Linked DNA regions of Homo sapiens: region 1 is linked to region 2. A link is a loop called in an ENCODE intact Hi-C map of the cell type or tissue named here. Cell type or tissue: breast epithelium. All regions are shown on one strand.

Region 1 (2,500 bases), 150 kb after region 2:
CTGCTGGGCCCTCACAGGAGAGGAAGGCACTGGTGGTGGCCATCGGGGGTACAGACTTATGGGCTCCAGGAACGCAGTGCGGCCCTCAAGGCCTGGCCGTCACTGAACTGGAATCGGATGAGACTATGGAAAGCAGTAGCGAATCCTCGCCTGCCTGCCGCCCCTGCTGAGCGGCTGGCACTCTGCTCTCATCACCCCAGAGCACCAGGCCCCAGTCTCGGGTCTGAGCATGAGCTGCTCTGATGACAGGCTTTGCTTGTATCTTCCCGGTCTCGGCTTCAACCTCCCCTTTCCAAGGAGTCTCCCGAGGCTGCGGGCCCTGCTGGTTCTTCCGCAGCACGCACCTTCCTGTGACCAGCTATTCCGGGCCGCGGACAGGACCGTGAGGGTCACGCCTCTACATGTAAACCTAGAAACACGGGGCCAGCGCGGCACTGGACGCTGCCCATGACACGCAGAAGCGAGGAATGGGCTCCTGCTCATGCAGCACCGCCGACTCCACACATGCAGAATGCTCTCCCCAGGCTGGGCGCCCTCCTGAAGGCCTCTGGGGCTGTACGGCCGGCTCAGAATTTCTAGGGCTGACACAGGTCCAGAACCTAAAAAGCGATGAGGTTACGCCGCAAGCAGGTGGAAACACAGCCTCTCCACCCCTCGCCTGACCCGAGCTGGCTCCTGAACTAGAGCTGGAACTAGATCTAATGCCGATCTAATGACCCTTTAGTGGGCTATTATTTTCTTTAGCAGAAAATCCGTGTCACAGACCCCGTTCTGATTGCCTTGCTGCATGCCCGTCGTCTGCTGGGAACGCCCTGTGCATCTCATTTAACCCTCACAGCAGCAGCCCCCGCAGGGGGTGATTTTCGTTTACGGAGGAAAAGACCCCTTCCTCCTCCAGTCTCTACCTGCCCTTAATACATCTCGATTTCTTGAGACAAATCTTCAACTGTCTCCCAATCAGGATCCAACTGATCGAAGGCTGGTCGTTTCTGTATCTGAAAGCTGTACTGCAGTGTTATTCCCAAAGGCTCAGGGGTTCAGCTTTTCTGAGGTTATCGACAATGTTATTATTCTATTAGTCAGTTTCACAGGTGGGTGGTTTACTTTTAAAGGTGCACGGGGGAGCAGCCTCTGATTTGCCCTTGGCCTCCACCCCCGAGGCCTGAGTGTGTGACCCCATCTCCTGAGCTGCTGGCTGTGGACTTAAGATTTCTACCGTCCCAATGCCCCTAACGCAAACTGCTGCGGCAGAAGCGAAAAGACAGGTGAAATCCAAGTCAGCCCCAGCCAGGACGTGACTTCCAGGAGACACCAACTCGGGGCACAGAAGGGAAACTCCCAGGCAGCCTCCGGCAGCGACCAGACGCGCCCACATCACCGAGCGGACGCCAGCGACACCTTGTGGGAGCGCAGGAAATCGCGCCCTCGCAGGGCCGGGCCCGTCCGGAAACTCAGGATGCTCCAGCGCCGACAGATGACGGCAGAGGAATTCCATTCAACAGGCGCTGATGCGGTATCGGGAAGAAAGGCAGCTTGATTGCTCTCTGTGCCTATTTTCTCCTCTGAAAAGCTGCGGGGGAGGGCGGGTGGGTGCTGGGCAGTCCCTCCGCTGGTTGGTGAAACGCCTTCGGAACCCCACGCACACAGCTCCGCCAGCATTTCAGGTGACGGGGCCCACCCTGATGGGAAACGACGCGGAAGAAAATGAACAGGTGAAACTCCTGGCGGAGGCTGCCGCCTGCGTGGAAAATACGGAGAAACTCTCCTTTGAGACAAGAGGCCTGGCGTTTGACCAACTTCTGCTGAGGCCTCCAAGAACAGGCATGGCTGCAGACGACGGCACAACACACCGGTTTCGAGGAACACCCCAGGCACAGGACACAACTGAGAAAACGAACTCCTGGCCCCAAAGACCTTCCCAGCTTCCCAGAAGCGAGGGGTCTGGTTGGGCGACACCATGAATGCAGCGGGGCAGCCGCACAGGCTTTCATCCACCTCAATCGGTGCCTGTTTCCAGCCAAATAAAATAGGAAACCCATGACCAGGCAAGTGGGCCATCTTAGGGGATTTGAGTTTTACAGGACAGCTGATCTCTATATATAGAAATGGTGTTCGAGTGTGATTTTGCAAATAGAAAAAGGATGGGAAGGACACGCATGCTAGCAGCAAAGTCTCTGGGCAATGATTTACATTGGTGGCCGCAATGGAATTGCGTTCGGAAACGCCACTGTTTACGCAACTTGCCTTTAGAGTGTGTGAGAAGAGCTCTTTATGTGAGAACTCAGTAACTTGACTGTTTTTACTGAAAAGCGAAATGCAAGTATAAAGCGAGGGTATCTTCAGCAAAGGGCAGGCTGTGGGGCAGGCCGTCTGTCTGAGTGGGAGCTGCAGCTGATGTGGACACGGGCCTCCGTGGAGCCTCAATTTTATTACATTTGAGTAGGAATGACTTTGTGTTATAACATCAAAGAAAGAATCTGAATATGAGGGAACTGCAGAA
Region 2 (2,500 bases):
GCGTGCTGGCCGCCTCCGGGTTGAACAGTCCAAGGCTCTGTTAGGCCCCGACTGGGGCCAGTTGGAGAAAAGCAAGGGCTTAACCAGCTCTCCCCTACTTGCTGAGAGCTGAGGGCTCCCCCCAGAACAGTGGCCTCTGTGCTCTCCTCACGCCACCCCACGCGGGACCTCCCCTACTCGGAGAGCCGAGGGCTCCTGATGCCTGTGAGGTCTCCTCCCAGCTCCCCCAAACGCCGGCCTCTGTGCTCTCCTCACGCCACCCCACGCGGGACCTTCGACGACGTTCTCAGGCTCACTTCAGATATTGTCAAACGCAGAAAACTGGGGGATAGATGCTTACTAATCGCTTTAGGTGGTGATGACTTCCCTAGTCCTTTAACTCAATCTGTACACCTCTGAGCAAAAGAAATCAGAATTCTTGCATTTTATAAAGTCCTAAATGAAAAATGTTCCTGAAAGATGAGAACAATAATTACTGTAGAAGTTCCAAGTTTCATATTTTAACTCATGGCCAGGTAATATTTTCCCACCCAAACGTGAAGTAGGGAGCTTTGGTGGGGAAAAGGGGAAGAGCAGCTTTAAGAAGCGGGGAGAGACGGTGAGAACCTGTGGGTTTCCACACGTTTCCTCGCCAGATGATTGTCAAATGGCGTGTGACTGTGTGTGTGGCCAGAGCCTCACCCAGGATATTCCTCTGAGCAAAAACATTTGGCACTAGCAGGAGTTCCTTCTCCACCTCGCCCGGATGAACATTTCTGAGCTGCTTCAGTTACAGGGCCTGGGAACTATCCGGCGTCTCGCAAATTTCTACGGCAGGTTTTTACCTAAACATAGAAGAAAGGGAACAGCTCTACTGGCAAGATGCCCTTCCAACGGCGAATGGCCGCGTCTACACAGCCTTCCCAACACGAGGTTCATTTCACAGACGATCCAAGTACACGCCACTGAAAACACACTCTGAGAACAAAGCGGCATCTTCCACGCGTATCATGAACCACTCGCAGACTACGCCTGTCCAGCAAAAAAATACGGCTTTATTGGATCTATTTCCTAACTACAAAGACAGCTGACACAGACATCAAACGTTTCCTTTTCAATGACAGTCCCCTGAGAAAGGCTGCACGTGACTCCTACAGTGCCGGGTGCAGGGTACCCAGCCGCAGGTGGGACGCGGCCACACGTCTTCACGGTTACGTGCAGACCGACGGGATGGCCTTCAGGTTGTTTCTTTCCGTGAGTGAGACACAAGAGACGCGATTGTGCCGGAGCGCACGGTACAGGCCGTTCCTTCTGCGGGAGCCCTTTCTCCATCAGCGACGTTCTGTTCAGTGACTTCACAGCCGGAGCCTCCACCCGCAGGTGCAATTCAGGCAGGTTCCATAAGGGGGCATTAATTCCTAAGGCACGAGTTCAGGTCAACCGTGTTTCAATGAATAAACCATGCTTTTTGGTTATATGGAACAATAGATCGCTGTGAGTAATCATACGTAATAAGCAACTAATTGTACAGAGTGCCCAGCAAGGCCTACACAAACCTACCTGTTAACAGTAACTCATCTGAAAACACACAACGCAGGGCTGAGCATTAAAGTGGCGTTTTTGGTATTGGTTTTCTTAGATGAAGCAGAGAGTGGTAAGGCTTCTGTGAAACAATCATCTTATAACTGAACAAATATATTACACTTAGGTTGCATGTTATTTACAATCACTTTCTAATGTTGCCGTCTGGTAACCTACAGCTACTGTCAATCACAGCTCCTGGCTTTCTAGGGTCCTCCTCGAACTGCGTGAGACGAGAAAATGCACGGCCGTCCGAGGCGGCGATGGACGCCAGCAAGAGCAGCGACTGGAGCCCCAGACGCAGGTTCCAAAACGGATGCCGGTTATTGCTGACAGGGAAGCCCTCCTGGGCGAGGACACGTCGGCTCTGTTATTATTTATACATAAATAGATGCCTAGATATGTACACACATGCAAATGCAGGCTATCCTGTAACAGGTTTTTCTGCTTTTGTCCAGTAACCTATTGATGTGCTATTCAAGTTACTTGTGCTATGTTCGAAGCCAGATTAAAAACAAAGATGCGAGCATGCGACTATGAACAAGCCTACGGTTTCAACCGCGCAGACAAGGGAAGCATGTTACAAAAGAGCTGAGATGACAGACTGGAAGATTCTAAAATGCACTGTGTAAGGCAGCAGGAGTGTACGTGACAGCCCAGGAAACGTTCCAAATGTTGGAGACTCATACTAGAGTCCTCTCGCAGCCTTCCAGCGTTCTCTTCATTCATACAGAGGGTAAAACCTCACAATGAAATGTGTTTGCAGTTTCTGCTCCTAAAAATACTCCTACAGTAGCAAATTCAATGCTCAATTCTATGATGCCCTGATGGTCTGGTTAAATAAGGCACTTCCAGTATTGAACCCCAGGGGTGCCAGAAGGGCTGGGCGTGGGGTCAAACTGCGTGTGGGCCGTTCCCATGAAAGGCCCCTGCACGGTGG

The links. A loop is a pair of places that touch in the nucleus more often than their neighbours do. Peaks named below come from ENCODE experiments on the same cell type or tissue, not always from the same donor. Only the 100,000 strongest peaks of a DNase experiment are listed, where the experiment ranks them.
Region 1: a loop joins it to region 2, with 6 times the contacts of the local background. A loop is called at or near these places in 105 of 110 quality-filtered maps.

The regions. Positions count from the first base shown.
Region 1 is chr18:79,378,052-79,380,551 of GRCh38, reverse strand. It overlaps ATP9B (ATPase phospholipid transporting 9B (putative)), which reads right to left. Exons shown (of 30, transcript NM_198531.5): 30 at 2,269-2,500. Among named protein-coding and RNA genes, the nearest start is that of NFATC1, 17 kb to the left of the region's middle. RefSeq lists an enhancer at 1,149-1,699. In breast epithelium, a CTCF peak has its summit at 1,395 (motif pointing left); a DNase peak (open chromatin) is centred at 1,391.
Region 2 is chr18:79,527,838-79,530,337 of GRCh38, reverse strand. NFATC1 (nuclear factor of activated T cells 1) reads right to left here. Exons shown (of 10, transcript NM_001278669.2): 10 at 1,015-2,500. Among named protein-coding and RNA genes, the nearest start is that of NFATC1, 130 kb to the right of the region's middle. In breast epithelium, a CTCF peak has its summit at 1,388; a DNase peak (open chromatin) is centred at 1,363; H3K27ac peaks cover 258 bases.